2 separate regions of the Homo sapiens genome follow, and region 2 is linked to region 1. Evidence: chromatin loops called from intact Hi-C (ENCODE). Cell type or tissue: mammary epithelial cell. All regions are shown on one strand. Each heading gives the region's core, and the rest is flanking DNA. Links, peaks and the distances in the headings are about the cores only. Region 1 holds the start of LOC105377947 (a long non-coding RNA gene). Region 2 has its middle 30 kb from the start of LINC02527.

Region 1 (8,340 bases), core at 129-8,128:
GCCACCTTGGTCCCCGAACTAAAGTCAAGAGAAAAATGTGGATTTGCATGGGATGCGTGTTCGTGGGCTGACACTTCTCCCTATAGTCTTGTAAACAGTGAAGAAAGCTGATTTTCAAATGTCACATGTTCCAAGTTTTCCTTCAGAGACTTCATACCTTTGCTATTCAATCCTCACTCCTCACTGACAGAGATCTTGATGACAGGAAACACGTCCCCGGTGAGCACAGCTTGATGGCAGGTAAGGGATAAGGGGTGCCTTGGAGAACCAAACCTGAACACTTTTCCCCTCTCCATAAGTGGCCCTTCCTGAGAGACTAAAAAATGTGAGCTTCCTTATTCCAGTGGTCAAAGGCTGGCCGCCAGCATTTCTTCCTGGCCCCGGACACTGTTCCATGACCCTGGAGCTCCTCGGGACAAGAAGTCACACATGATGTGGCTGAGACAGAGCCGTGATTTCAGAGTGCTGCTCTCCTCTCTTTGTTTCACCAGTGCTGGCTGAGATCCTAGAGCAGTTTCTGCTGAATTGATCAAAATGATGTCGTGTGTGAGGCTAATTTTTGGAAATGGAAATCAGTGTCTCTTGGAGAAACTAAAATGCCTGATAGGCCCCAGGGGAAGGCTGCAACCATCACATCACTGTGTGCTGGAGACTTCTGCAGGGGTTATGTGTGATGACGTGCTTGCCTCTATGTCTTGAGGTATAAAGAAATTAAATAGTTAAGAAAAAAATGTCAGACTGAGAAACCCTGAAGAGCTTTAGATTCTCTCAGGTCTATCAAGTTAGGCAACAACTGGGCCATCAGATCAGGGAATTCATGCATTCATTCAAGAGCTGTATTGATTTATTGAGCAATTTCTGTGTGCCAAGCGTGTTCTGAGTGTTGATGCAGCAGTGGACACACCAGACAAAAATTCCTGTCCTTGTGGATAGCGTTCTATTGGAGAGACATCCAAAGCAGAGGAAAACACTTATAGCATCACTACTTGAATGATTAATTCTGTTTCCAGCTGTCCTGCAGCTGTCTGGGATTTGGACCTTGGTCTAATCCCAATCTTACTGCATCCCTTTCTCTATAAATTAGGAGCAGTGACATTGTCTAAAATGAGGACTAGTTGTTGCCATTGACTTTAGCTTAGAAGTAGGGGTGATAGTCATAATATTAGCAACTGGTATAATACAAGTGCTGACCAATCATAATGGGCACCTGTAGTTCCTGCTAGCATTAAACCTTTAGATTCGAGGGTCTTGAGAGAAGGATTGAGGTAGCTGAGATGGCGAAAGATTCAGAGTGGGGGTACTTGGGGGCACTGGCTATTTACGAAATGGTACAGAAGTATTTCAATACTTTAAACATAGCCTGGTTAAATCCAGACAATACCAGATGAATAGCAATCCACTGTTGTTTTTTGTTTTCTTTTTTTTTTTTTTTTTTGGTGGAGTCTCACTCTGTCACCCAGGCTGGAGTGCAATGGCATGATCTCGGCTCACTGTGACCTCTGCCTCCCGGGTTCAAGCAATTCTGCTGCCTCAGACTTCTGAGTATCTGGGATTACAGGCACGTGCCACCATGCCTGGCTGATATTTGTATTTTTAGTAGATACGGGGTTTCACCGTGTTGGTCAGGCTGGTCTCGAACTCCTGACCTCATGATCTGCCCTCCTCAGCCTCCCAAAGTGCTGAGATTACAGGCATGAGCCACCGTGCCTGGCCTTGTAATCCATTCTTGAAAGAATCTAGAGAAAAGGACATACCCATATGATGTCTTGGTCAATATGCTCACTGATAAAAGATCCAGCAACCAGCAGAGGACCTAGTACCAATTTAATATTTTGAACCAGGATTAGAATTCACAGATACTGAGTCTCCACAACCTTATAAAGTGACTTTGAAAACAAGATGGCCTTTAAAATTGTCATAAATGGCTGCCAGGTGGAGCAGGGCTGTGAGGGGCACCCAGCCTCTGTAAAAATAAATAGTCTTTATTGAAAAGAATGCAACAGCCCTGGAATATGCTTTGATGTGGCAATGGGTTTTTTTGGATCTCTTCTTGCCTGATCATTACTTGGTTTACACAGGACTTGGCCAGGGAGGAAGACACACCCCTTTGACAGGTAGACAGGAAGCACTATTGGCAGGGAGCAGCTGCGAAGCAATCCTAGTTGCCATCATTGGGGTGCTGGCATAGTACTGGTCCTGCAGGTTTCTAACTTGTCATCCTAGCTGGTAATGTCTCCTGGTTTTTATGGAAGGCTTAATTGGAGAGTGTCTGATGCCTGAAGGACTTTCCTGGTTGACAACCTTGAAAATGGTGAAAGAAAGAAATTGAAACCAGGTAAGCTCTTCCTTGTGCATTCTTCCCTCCCTCACAGGTGGAGCCTGGCAAAAAAAAAAAAAAAAAAATACCTGTTCAATGAGATGCACAGTAAATGCAAGGATGGCTGCAATGAATAGAGGCTGCCCAGAGAATGAATAGAGGCTGCAATGAATAGAGGCTGCCCAGAGAGTTACCTACCCACTTAACAGTCTCATCAAATTTGCTAACAAATTTGCCTGGTGAAAGAAAGATGTCGATGTCAATCGCTCATGCCCCTTTCAAAGGGAAATGTCCCCTGTGGCCCCAGTTGGTTGCTCACTTTTGTATTACATAACCAGTGGTGGCCAGAAGACCTCAGGGAAGGTAGTAGTTCACAGACTTGCCAGAGTCCTGTGACAGGGCACCCACAGAGCTGGGCCAATCTAGCTTTGCCTTTTGTGTATGTGTCCCTGGACTATTGAGAGTCAAGGAGGGGGATATGTGGGTGCTGTAGCTGACAGTCGTTGGGTGGAATCAGAGTAGGGGTGCTTGAAGCATTCATGGCTGTGTTGGTCAGATGGTGGGGAGATTGTAGGGAAAAACACAGGTGCCATTGTGGAGTAACTGCTTCATTGCTTCATTCATTCATTCAGCCACTATTCATGAACACCTACTATGTGTCAGGCACACTGCTGCCTACAGGGGATACAGCAGTGAACAAAGTAGACAAAAATCCCAGGCCTCATGGAGCTGGCATTTTAGTGGGGGAGACAAAATAACAAAGAAAAGTAAGAAATATATATCAGGTAGTGATAAATCCTTGGGGCAAATTAGAAGTAATATAGAAAAAAATGGAGGGAGAATAAATGAAACAAGAGTGGTAAAACTTAGACAACTGATTGGTGATGGATAGATAGGGGCTCATTTTACTATTTTTGAGTATACTTACCATTTCTTATAATAAAAAATTTAAACAAGAATGCAGGTAAGTTGGATAAGAGATGTTACGGTAGTGTGGGCTTACAATTTTAGATCTCACTGAGTGGGAAGGCCTCACTGAGCTGACCTGTGAAAAAAGACCTACATGAAGTGATAAGCAGATATCTGGGACAAGCATTCCAGGCACAGGGAACAGCATGTGCAAAACCCTGGAGACAAGAGTATTCCTGGAGTGTGAAAGGACTACAAGGTGAGCAGCATGGCCAAGGCAGGGTGGCTGAGGAGGAGGCAGTAGATGGGGCAGGGCAGGGGGAGGAGGATCACACAGGGCCTGTGAGTCATGGGGGGGATTTTGCCTTTTACTCTGGGTGAGATGCGGGGCCACCAGAGCATTCTGAACAGAGGAATGACACGACCTAACATGGGTTTTGGCAGTTCTTGGAGCTTTGGGAGTGAAGGTCCGCTAATCCCTACGTATGGGGTCCACTGAGCATCCCTGAAGGCAGGTGCTTTTAAGACCTAGTTCTGTTATAGCTTCTGTTCTTAGATGAAGCAAAGGAGCCCATTTATTTTTTTGTTCCTCCATGTAACCCCACAAAAAATCACGTTTGTTCAAGATAGCTTCAGTGAGACTCTATCAAATTGAAACAAACTGCAGGAACAGACACTTTTTCTCAGTGCATGGCTGCCACTCTTGGAGAGCAGGAAAGATGTGCAGTAGGAGCACCTGAGCGGCTCTTCACCACAGCTCAGGAAGGGAGGGGAGGACTCTGAGGCTCAGGAGGAGAGGGGAGGACTCCATGGCTCAGGAAAAGTGGGAAGAATACCACAAAGTCTGTGCAAGGTGAGATCTCTCTCTGATTCATAGGTCTTCCACTGGTCTAAGGCTCTTTAAGAAACTTTAAGACAAAAAAGTACACTTGAACCAAAAGCAAATTTAGGTGTATATACATATTTATTTATTTTTAAATCTCATGAGAAATAATAAAACACAAAGACATTCCCTGTGCTCCTCAAGTAGTAAAATCTGAACCATTACCTGGAAGTTAAAGGGCATAAATAACTGAGTGGAGGTGGCTGTAAGGAGAAGCACTTTAATGAGTATTCCCTGCTGTATTTGATTGTTCAACTAGGCTTCTTCCATGAGGATCTTATTTTCCCTGGCATTTATCACGTCAGTAAGGTAGAGGAGCTCCTATCTGAAAATAGCACCTAGCGCTAAGTCTGTCTAAGGCCTCCCGTCCCTTCAGTCCCTGAAGCTAGCTTCTCTCCTCACTCCCATCTAAACCTGAAAAAGTCAACCCTCTCATTAGGCCTTGCCCACAAATACCTCCATCAAAGCTAGGACTCACACAGGAAAATGTGCTGCAGGAGCCCATGTGACTTCCTCACATAAGAATGTGACAAAACCAGTTTCCAGAGAGCTCTCATGCTCTGACTAATGAATGAGCAAGTATGAGCCGGATAGCTTCTTCTCACATTATTTTGCCTGTGGAATCCTTTTGTACTCAAGATGCCTGAGCCAAATGCTACATTTATTTTCCATGTAAAGGTTTTACTGGGAAAGGAAAATTTTTTAAAGATTTTTTAAAAATCCATTGTGTTCTTTTGCCGTGTGGTAGGAAGAAACATCGCAGCCTTAGGGCTAATTAGCGTTTATGTAGTGTTCATATAGATTGCTCTATATTCCCCTCATATTTACAGTCTGTCATCATTTTACATCTATAAACTACCTTTCCTCCATTAAATTTAATAATCTTGTTTTACAGAAAATGGCAGAGCAGGTGGAGAAGGTGGTCAAATGCCTTAGCATGGATCATATGGTTGTGGTGAAAGAGTTAGAATGCACACTACTCAGTGTTGATGTACACAGAGAAGCAATGCTCCCGGGCTGGGGCCCACCCCAAACCAGCACAATTAAACCCGTTTACAGTTGTTATCCAAGCAACCTGACATGGTTTCTGTACTTGGATCAACATTGAGTCCTTCTCCAGAACGTGATAGAAACATAAGGCAGAAGAAGGCTTTAGCCTACTCATGGAGGGCATTTTCTATTTCTTTTCTTTGATTCAACTTGAACACCTGACTGAGGGAGGCAAAATTCCAAGATCGGCCCTGGCAGTTAGGGCTCCTCTGTTGCAAAGGCTCTTGTGTAGCAAGGACATTAGTTCTTCTAGGCCATGAGGGTACTATTTAGAAGGGCCCTGGGAGGGAGATTATTCCCCTGATTTTGCAGCAAACCCATCTTTAGGAAAAAATGACCTAGGTATTGAGGTAATTCTGGTTCCAATGTAACTTTGCTCCTATCTTTCTTTCCGTCTTAAGTAGGCAAATCAGAATAATTTCAGTGTATTGCTATGAGCAGGGAAACAATGAAAACTATAAGCCTATTCACAGCTGCCCAAACCTATCCTGAGAAGCAAACTGGTTCTCAAAATACGATCAGCTAATGACACATTCTATACATACCTGCCACTTTATTAATGTGCTGAAAGCCAAATTGATTTGTTCTGGTTCTTCATCAAGGTTACCCAAAGCCTGAACCTGGTGTTTTTCACTGGGTGTGATTCTTCAGTTCAAAACAATGATGGACATTTTTCTTCCTTAGGGGACTGTTATGATCATTTTACTTCTTATGTTAGCTGTTGTAACAAATAGACCAGTTTTTCATGGTTAACGTAATAGAACTTTATTTCTTCCTCAGTTTTTACTTGGCAAGTGGCATTTCCCTGGGTGATCCTGAGACACAGACTTCTTCTGTCTTACCTGCCATCCCTTGGATCTTACGTTATCTGCATCAAGTGGGCAGAATGGAAAGAGAATAGGAAGTTCCGATCTAGAAGGCACATTTCTGCACATATTCCAATTGTGAGAACAAGCCACATGGCCACACTTAGAAGCAAACAAAGCTGGGAAACATGGTCTCTGGCTGGGCAGCCAGTTATCAGCAGTAACTCTCTTCAGATGCTCTTCAACCTACAATGTGGCTCTGTCCCAATAAACCCATTGTAAGTTAAAAATATCATAAATTGAAACGCATTTTCTACACCTAACCTACCAAACAACATAGCTTAGGCTAGCCTACCTCAAACATGCTCAGAATACTTATATTAGCCTTCAGTTGGGCAAAATCATCAAACACAAAGCCTATTTTATGATGAAGTGTTGAATATCTCATGTAATTTATTGAATGCCATACCGCAAGTGAAAAACAGAATGGCTGTATGGGCACTTGAAGTATGGTGTCTACTGAATCTGTATTGCTTTTGCATTATTGTAAAGTTGTAAAATTGTAGGTTGAACCATTGTAAGCTGAGGACCCTCTGTATTAGGAAAGGGGGAGTAAAACTGTTGGTAAATATCTAGCCATCTCTGTCCCATTTCCTTTGGTAATGAAAGTAATGAAAGTTGATTATTTTCTGTGGTCCTTTAAACCCTAGTGCCACTTTAGAAGGTGCCCAAATTTCACCTTCTGCTCCTTACACAAAATCTTCAAGTGTCTGGAAAAGCCATAGAGCAAGGGACTATGCTGCATGCCTATTGCGTATGGGTTCAGGCATGTCAGGGCCTGTCCAAAGGCTGGAAGGAAATCTGTTTGCATGAGATCTTAATGAGCTTCAAGGAGAGACAGTGGGTGGCTGAGCTGGGAATGAAGACAGGAACCCTTTGCTTTCCATGTGATACAGGAGATAGAAAGAAAATATTTAGGCAGATAGTGAGGGCAAAAGATTCCTTAGCAGAACTTCCCTTCTAACAAAAAGCAGCCCCAGAAATAATTTTTTTTTCTAACAAAGAGCAGCCTGAAAGATTGAGCTGCAAGCATAAACAACGAAGCTGGGAGCTTGCACAGGGGAACGCTGGCAACTGCGCCAATAGAAAAGGGCTACCTGGGGGCCAGGCATGTCCACCATGGAAGCTCCATCTTCCCTTTTTTGTTAGCATGTGTACTGTGGGCAACATGGTGCAGCTCAGGCTGAAAACCCACCTGCATAATAAAAGACTGGGGTGGAGATGGCCAGAGATTCGCACCCTACGCAAATGGCATACCTGGTCCTAACCAGTTTTTCGCATTCTATGTAGATCAGACACCGCCTCCCCACCAGCTCATCTATAAAACTCCCTGCATTTCACTGCAGATAGGCAATTCATTTTTCTGGGACCCCTCGCTGTAGCAAAGAGCTATTCTCTTTCATTCACCTATTAAACTTCTGCTCTTAACCTCACTCTTTGTGTGTCTGCGTCCTTGGTCTCCTTGGCTGTGAGACAACAAACCTTGGATGTCACCCTAGACAACAAGGCCACTTCACATGCAGAGACTTGGATGGGGAAGGACCCACTATGAGGGAAGAAGAAGGGCTGAAACTTTTAGGTCTGTAGATTCTGCAGAAAGCATGGGCTGGCTGTATGGGATCAGAATGTTGGGATGTAATTAAGGACAGCATTATTGGGTGTTCTTACTATTGAGAATCAAACCTTCTACACAGGCTTCTGTCTACACATGACTTTATTCTACTGCTTTCATCAAAGTAACTTTATTATTCCAGGCAACTCTCGCCAGAGAGAAAAAAGTTACAGATAACTTCATTGACTTTAGCAGGACTACCTGAAAGACCTATCTACTCTTTAAGATAAAACATCAAATGACATTTTACACCCTAAGACTCTTGAAACCTCTTGCCTCAAAATTCTGCCTTGTTTTTTTTTCCAGCAATCCTAAATTATAATATCATGATCCTTGCTCAAACCTAACCATACGCCCGCATTGAAAGACCTACCTAAAACCAGATCTTACAATCTTAATAAACATGCCTTCTCAGCCCTCTCCTTTCAAGTTGCTTCCAAGACTCTGAGGAGCAGTATTTTTCTTTACTCCCGTAGGCAATAAACTTAGCTTTGACTTATCAACAGGTTGCTTTGGTGATAGTTTGCACAGCCAGCATTCCACAATATCTCCTAGTTTGGAGGACATGTGCTATGTTCCAATGGTAAGGGAAACTAAAAAGATAAAAATTTTACTCAAATGAAAAAGTGGTTCCATTGGCAGCTCCAAGCCACTGACTGGGCCCAACTGTCTCACACTTTGGAATAATAAAGTCCTTTAAGCA
Region 2 (8,340 bases), core at 82-8,081, 45 kb before region 1:
CCTGGGTTCAAGCGATTCTCCTGCCTCAGCCTCCCGGGTAGCTGGGACTACAGGCACACGCAACCACACCCAGCTAATTTTTGTATTTTTTGTAGAGACGGGGTTCCACCATGTTGGCCAGGATGGTCTCAATCTCTTGACCTCATGATCTGCCCGCCTCGGCCTCCCAAAGTGCTGGGATTACAGGTGTGAGCCACTGCACCCAGTGGATGTTTTTAAAAATACACAACCACCATGCCATTATCGCAGCCAACAAAATTAACTACCACTCCTTAGTAGTATCTATTACTCACGCTATATTCAAATTTTCTGATTGTCTTACAGATGTCTTTTTTATAGTTGGTTCACTTGGATTGGGATGTAAACAAGGTCCATACGTCATATTTGGTTATCTCTCTTCTGTCTCTATCATTTCAGTACTCCTTCTTTTCTTCTTCTCATGCTATTGATTTGTGGGAGAAAACAGGTCATTTGTCCTGGAGAATGTACCATATTCTGAAATTAGCTAATTGCTTCTCTGTTGTGTCATTTAACTTGTACCTCTGCCCTCTGCACTTCTTGTAAATGGGGAGGTAGGTCTAGAGGCTTGATCAGATACTAGTTCAATTTTTTAACTCCTAGGTGGTGCTTTGCATATAAAGTCTGGCTGGCCATTTTTAGTGATTCTGAGACTGAGACTGATTAGAGGATTAAGATATTATCAAAGGGATTTCTGTATTATAAATGAACTCATTTTTTATTTGCAGTTTTCTTTAGCCTACATGTTAACGGATCCATCAAAGTTTTAAAAGTGTATCTGTCTTTACCCTATTCTGTTTCATCTTTTTTAGCCTTTTCCTATTTTCCATGGTAGATACTCATTTTCTTCCTCTCTCACTACTAAAGTATTAAAGAAAAATGAGAAGCGATATGCTTTTAAAAAAACCTCAGACATATTTGATTTGCCATAAGGACAATCTGCTACTCATTACAACAGTTATTGAGACTAATGAATTTTGTGTTGCTGTTTTGTAAGATTCTTGGTTGAAATTCTTACAAGTAATTGAAAATGTATACTTGGATAAATTATGTAAATGAAGGGCCTCAGAGAAAATGATCAACAGTGTTCTCAGGAATGCAGCTAAGGATTTTTTTTTTTTTTTTTCCCAGTTAAGGGTTTTTAAACCATCCTTTTGCTTAGCAGGCATGCTTCTGCTTTTATTTTCTTTCCACACCAAGACAGGAACACACCCTAGTGGGTAACAGGCTGGAGGCAGGCAGAGCCAGCTGGGCAGGGGGCCTGTGTCACTGGGAGGCATTGCTGGTCTCACCAGCAGTGGAATTACATACTATGAAGGGCACAAATGAAGTCTGAGTTGTATCCATCACATGTGTGTCATCATTATATCACTTTAGATCAGGGACAGTGAGACACCTCTCAGGACACATGCTGTTATAAAGAAAGCAGTAGGAACCTGTCAGAATTCCTTCTAGTTCTCTGTAGTTATAGTGGGTCTTACACAAATTCACATACATTCACACCACTGTAGCAACATGCTTTTTAAGGGAAGTCCTATTACAGTAATAGATAGTTGAAGATGGCTTTTAAAATATAATACTATTCTTTGTGCCGGCCTGCCAGACGGGTTCCCTAGCTACTTGCCTTTCCTTAATTGCTTCTTCCTTCTTTCCTTTTAAGCCCCGGCTCTACCTTTTACAATTAACGTGTGAGGCATTGAAACTCTTGAGCCTCAGTTGCTTGTGCCTTGCATTGGAGTTAAAATAATACATACCTGGGGTAAGCACTAAGGAGACAGCATATCTTTGAAGGCCTTGTAAACTGGGTGGCACTATACATTTGAATGGTGTTGTACTTGGCTCTTATTCTACCAAAACTTGACTTTAAAACCCTTTGGGGCCAAGTGCAGTGGCTCACACCTGTAATCCCAGCACTTTGGGAGGCCAAGACGGGCGGACTGCTTGGGGCTAAGAGTTCCAGACCAACCTGGGATACACAGCCAGACCTTGTCTCTACTAAAACATGAAAATAAATAAATAACTAGCCGGGCGTAGTGGTGTGCACTTGTAGTCCCAGCTACTAGGGAGGCTGAGGCGGGAGGATCACTTGAGCCCAGGAAGTCAAAGCTGCAGTGAACTGTGTGGTGAGACAGGAAGAAAATGAGTATCTACCATGGAAAATAGGAAAAGTCTAAAAAAGATGAAAGAGAATAGGATAAAGACAGATACATTTTAAAAATTTTAATGGATCGTTCATGTGATGATGTCACTGCACTCCAGTCTGGGTGACAGAGGGAGACTCTGCCTCAAATAAACAAACAAACAAATGAACAAAACCAAAAAACAAACCGTTTGGTAGCTCTCCCTTACTTATGATGTAGTGCAGACTCTTTAAAGGGCTTATAAGGTCTATAGGATCCAGCTTCTCTTTCCTCTCCATCCTTATCTCTCCCCACCCTGGACTCTCAGTCCAAGCCTCCAGTCGTGTGCTGTACTTTCTCATCATCCTGGCTTTGCATATGCTATTTCCTTGGCTTAGATCATTGTACTTCACCTCCTCCTCTGTGCTTGGCTAATGCAACCCCAACCTTCTGTTTCTGTTAGATACTCCGTCGTCTGGGAAGATTTCCGTAATTTCCAAAAACTGTAGGGTACTATCAGAGAGCACTTATCACTCATGTTGTAATTCTATTTACTTGTGTTGTGTGTATTTTTTGAGGGCAGAAATCATTGTGGAGATAATTGTCTTTGTGGCTCAATATCCTAGCTCAGTGTGTAGCACATAGTTGCTGCCCTATTTATTTGCTGCATAGTTGAATAAACACTAAGCTCCAACCCTACTTTCTTTTTGGCAAATTAATGTCTTGTTTCTCCAGCTTATTTTCCAGCTTACCTTAGAATGATCACCTCATCACGCTCAGTCTTGTTTCCTGTAGGGTTCAGTTTAGCATCTTATTCTATATAATCTTATTCTCAAATTTCTGGGTTCATCTTGTTATTATTCTGAGTCCAAATGTAGGTAGACCAGGAATTCAACCCCTATTATGTTAGTTGTCTATTGCTATGTAATAAATTACCCCAAAATTTAGCAGCTTAAAACAACAATGAATGTTATCTCACACTGTTTCTATAGAGCAGGAATCCAGGAGCAGTTTAGCTGGGCTGGGTGGTTCTGGTTCAGGATCTCTCAGGAGGTTGCAGTCAGCATGTTGGCCAGGATTGCAGTCATCTGAAGGCTCGACTGGAGCTGGAAGAATCTGCTCCTAAGACGGTGCACTCACCTGGCTGTTGGCTAGAGGCCTCAGTTCCTTGCTGACAGCTGGCAGGAGGCCTCAGATTTCTACCACATGGAATTCTCCATAGGGTGTTGCAGGCGGCCTCACAACATGCAGCTGGATTCCCCCAGAGTGATCCAGAGAAAGAGTACGAGGGAAGCCACAGTGCCTTTTGTCTTCAAAGTCTCACACCATCAATTTAGCTTCTTTTGTTTGTTTAAAAATGAGTCACTGTTCTAAGTGCTTTGCTTGTATTACCTCATTTGATCCCCAAAAGAATCTGAGAGATCATCTCATATTCAGATGGTGAAACATTTCCCAAAGCTAGATTTATCTAAGGTCTCTCAAAAAAGGCATAGAACCAAAATTCTAATGTGTTTTTGGATTCATTACCCTTTTCACTATGAGTGAATGACATGCCTCAGAGAGTAGGTTATGAACTAGGAGAATTTGAGCACATAGTGTGTGTCTATTTATATGCACATAAATATAAATGTATGACAACTGTAATAGATGAAAATCATAGGCCATATACTTCTTAACATCTGTAAAAACACAGAAAAAAAAGGTAATAGGAAATTTCTTTTCAAGTCTACTTGGGAACTTGCTCAAATCCAATAGAAATTACCTTTATCTTTTCCATTTTATTTAGGCAACTGTGCCATCCACCTTATGTTTAAGTTTGAGGGCTTCTTTGCCCTTCCATTGAAACATTTATTTTATTAAACACATATAGTGTTTAATTTATTTTATTAAAACATCTATTTTATTAAAACATTTATTTTATTAAACACATATAGTACTATTCTGCTTTCATTAAGTTTATTAGCTTCTTATTAAATACTTTAATCCTCATAACAGTCCTAGGAGAAGGCACCAGTTCTTATTTTATTGATGAGGAGCAAAAAAGTTAAGTAACCTGCTAAGATTACATGGCTAGTGAGGGCAGAGTCAGGATTTGAACCCAGGCAGTCTGGCTTCTGTGCCCACTTCTTCACCTCCTCACCATGTCACCTCTCCCATCTGTGCAGGTCAAGAAGTCAAAGTCTGCAGCTCTGCAAGTGTATTGGATTTCTGGATAAAATAAGCCTGACATATTATTGACTTTCTTAGTGGAGAAAACCCTTCTCTCCCTTTACATTGGTGAATTCTTGTACTCTGCAATTAACGTGTGTGCCAGTTCTCAGTAAGCACTCAGCATTGCAGAATGAAGTGTGTTGTTCCAGGCAGAAGGCCCATCAGAGTCCTGGGCTTCCCATGGATGCAGGCTCTCTGATGTAGACGTTCATCCCTTTGCTCAGCCTCTGTCCCAGGCAGCCAGCCAGTGTCTTACACTTCTTCTCAGTAGTAATTATGAGGTAGCATCCTTAGAGGAAGTGGTGGAAGTCACTTTCAATGGTGGTAATGGTCATCTTCCTCTTTCCTTTTCATCTCCTTGCTGCTCCTCATCTATTTGGCATTAAAAATAGTATTTACATTTAAAGAGGAGATATTATGACATTTGTGTCTATCTCTGCTTATTGGCTGCCTCAGCAAGAGGGGGACTGACCTTCCCGAGGTGCATACCAAGGTTAACATTCCTAGAGCTTCAGGCATTTTGGTCATTTAATGGACACTCTTCCCATTCATCAGGTCAACAGGATTCCTGTTAACATTAAACGTACCTCAGGTGGGGGAAAGAATGCTTCTGAGTAGATGACAGAAGGAAATCTCCCCTAATTCTTGTTAGACTAATAAATATTCCTTTTTCATACAGTGTTGAAACTTGGAGATCCTTAGAGATGACCAGAATGAGGCTCTCATGTGAAGGGTAAGGAAACTGGTGTTCAAAGAGGTTGAAGGACTTGGTCAAAGAACATAAACGGTGGTCCTCCAGATTCACTGTCTACCCTCCACTCTGCTCTCAGCCCAGGAAACTGATCCATCAAGGCTGTATCAATAGACACCCTCACTCCCTGGCTTGCCCAAAGGGAGCTCTGGCAGGAGATGAGAACAAAGAGCAGGATGAGGTTAGTTTTTTATTTCCTTGGCTCTCTCCCTGCAATGTTGCCTTGAATTGACTGTATCCCTCCACCAAAGGCACAGTTTCTTCTGAGGGGCCCACTAGACAGACTTTCCTCCTGGGTTCCAGTAACTGCTCCCTCCCCCATCCCTTTGGGTCTAGAGCTGGTGACTGCTTCACTGTTACTCACCCTGGATTTTTGCATGATCCCTTGTGATTCCCCTGTCCTTAGAGAAATCATGTAACTTATTATCCAAGCTGGGGCACCCTTGAGAATAAAGGTAGGGTTATTAATTATTACACCAGGATAATAGGTAGAAACCACCCTGTCCTGTGCAACTGGGACTGATGGTCACCCTACCCACACCCACTCACATCTTTGTAAACAGTCCCCTTGTAAATAAACTCTCCTGGAATTCGTCTGATTTGGGTGTGCCATTGATTCCCTGTTGAACCTTGATGAAAGCACAGCTCTAAAATCTACCTCTTATCGTTTTCAAACCCATTCTTTTTCCATCATTTGATTTAGAAACTAGTAGTCATTTGCATAACTACTAGTATAAAATGAAACAATATTGTTATTGACATGTGGTATTTTCCAAAGTGTGACACAAAACATAATTTTAGGTTATATGCTGATCAATATCTATTATGTTAAGTTATATGTCATTAGGGTGTGTTAGAAAAAAATAGAATGGCACACAACACCCATGATTTCATGTATGGTACATCTTTGCTTAGGACAAAGGCAAAGCAGAAATTAATTTTATTAAGTAAGTTGATTTGAAGAAAGATATTGAGTCTACAGTAAAGTAGATTGTATTGAAATGGTTTTAAAGTACTCACAGTGTCTGGGAAGCACACTACTAGAGTTACTTAACCCTGGGATACTATGCTTAGAGGTCACAGTGGTTCTTCTTTCTAGTGTGCCAGCCTCCCCTGTGATCTCATTATTAGTCTTTTTTTAAAAAAAATATTTTTATTGTAGCAAAATATACATAATATAAAATTTACCTTTTTAACTATTTTCAAGTGTACAATTCAGTAGCATTAGGCACTTTCACATTGTTGTGCAACCATCACCACTATCCATTTCCAGGACTTGATTTCATCACCCCAAATGGAAATAACTAAGCAGTTACTGCCCATCGCCTCCTCCCCTACATCTGGGTAATCACCACTCTACTTTGTCTCTCTATCAATTTGACTCCTGTAAGTACCTCATATTGTACCTCATTTAAGTGTAATCATGCCTTATTTGTACTTTTGTAATTGGTTTATTTCACCTAGCGTAATATGTTCAAGGTTCATCCATGTTCTAGCATGTATCACAATTTTACTCCTCTTTAAGGCTGAATAATATTCCATTGTATGGATATACCACACCTTGTTTATCCATTCTTCTGTTGATGGACATTTGGCTTGTTTCCACCTTTTGGCTATTGTGAACAATGCTGCTATGAATGTGGGTGTACAAATATATGTTCAAGTCCCTGCATCCAATTCTTTTCATATATATCCAGAAGTGGAATTGCTGGATCCCATGGTAATTCCATGTGCAATTTTTTTTGAGGAACCATCATCCTGTTTTCTACAGCAGCTGCATCATTTTACCTTTTATTAGCCTTTGCGAGTTGAGATTGGTTATGTGGTGGCTACTGAAGAGTGTAGCTAGGACTGTGCAAACCCATCACTAAGGGAAGGTAATTGAAAATACAGTCACTGACAGTGGGTCAGAAGCGTCTCTCCTAACAAGGGGTAGTACATTCCAGAGTAAAAAAGACACTTGCATGAGGGTGTATGTGTGTGTGTGTTTTTATTGTTACCCGGGCTTAGGCAATATTTTGAGATATTATATCTGCTTGTGATTTACTTTCTCATTTCCTTATATACAACATGTTACTTTCATCTTCTCCCAAGAGTTCCTTTGAACTACATGTATTTTCTGTATTTTTGTTCTCATTTCATCATTTTCACACACACCCAAATTTCTCAAACATAATTTTCACTTCCGTTTCTTAAGCCAAATGCCTTGCTTGCAAATACTCTGCTGTTTATCCACCAACTTAAACTCCTGAGGGCAGGCAGGGCTTCTGCCTCTTTAGGACTGGGACTGATCTGCCTTGTTCCAGTGCTCAGCACAGCCTGGGCACATACAGTATGGATGTACACAAAAGAATCAGTCTTTGATTTCTTGCATGAATGGCTGACACAAAGTAGGACCACAAAATAGGTCTGTTAAATAAAAGAACAGCTCACCCAATACCTTTAGCTCAATAAATGGAGAGATGATCAGATGCTACTGATAGCTGTGTAATTTTGAGGAAAGTACCCATCTACAGTGTCCTCAACTCTACAGAAAGGTAATATCCAATCCTGTATTTTGCTCTTAGAGATGGTGAGAGAATTTATATAGAATACCTGATATGAATGGAATGCCCTGAGGTTATTGGAAGAGGAAGGATCTATTTTCAGAAAAGACAGAATCTAGTAAGAATACTATGTTGGAGAAAGGAAATATTGCTTTGGCAAATCATGTATTTTACATTAAAGTGACATCATGTACGTAAAAGACTCAGTCTAGTCTCTGGCACAAAACAAGCACTTGGTAAATGATTGCTATAATTTTTAGAGATTATTTTGCAAAATTCCACTCTTATTAGGCAATAAATTCAAGAATTGATTTGTCATCATTTTATTGAAATGGAGTGTGATGGCCTATTTGGAGTGTTATGTACTCATTGTATTATGTCATATTTATACATAACCACATAAAAATAAATAACTCACGTGGATAAATAGGTGTAGGATTTGTGTAGGGCAAGGGGGATGGGGCTTGCTATGGAAGATGCAGCAGTGGGATGTTAAAGAAGACAACGGGTTGAGAAATAACCCATTCAGGAAACTTGACTTATTTGCATTCTGAGGTTTTTTAAATTATAAAAATAAAATTTCTTGTTATAAAAGCACCGTCTGTCTAATACAGAAGAATTAAAAAATACAGATGAATAAAGAAAAAAGGGAAATACTGTGCCCAAAATCCCATGATAGTGGACAGCTGTTGAT

What was found. Peaks named below come from ENCODE experiments on the same cell type or tissue, not always from the same donor. Only the 100,000 strongest peaks of a DNase experiment are listed, where the experiment ranks them.
Region 2: a loop joins it to region 1, with 2.3 times the contacts of the local background. A loop is called at or near these places in 7 of 110 quality-filtered maps.

What each region holds. Positions count from the first base shown.
Region 1 is chr6:111,980,718-111,989,057 of GRCh38, forward strand. LOC105377947 (a long non-coding RNA gene) reads left to right here and starts at 144. Exons shown (of 3, transcript XR_007059710.1): 1 at 144-240; 2 at 2,253-2,335. In mammary epithelial cell, for the core only: no CTCF peak of the experiment used is centred there; DNase peaks (open chromatin) are centred at 4,634 and 6,794; H3K27ac peaks cover 3,396 bases.
Region 2 is chr6:111,935,513-111,943,852 of GRCh38, forward strand. No RefSeq gene overlaps it. Among named protein-coding and RNA genes, the nearest start is that of LINC02527, 30 kb to the left of the region's middle. In mammary epithelial cell, for the core only: no CTCF peak of the experiment used is centred there; a DNase peak (open chromatin) is centred at 3,429.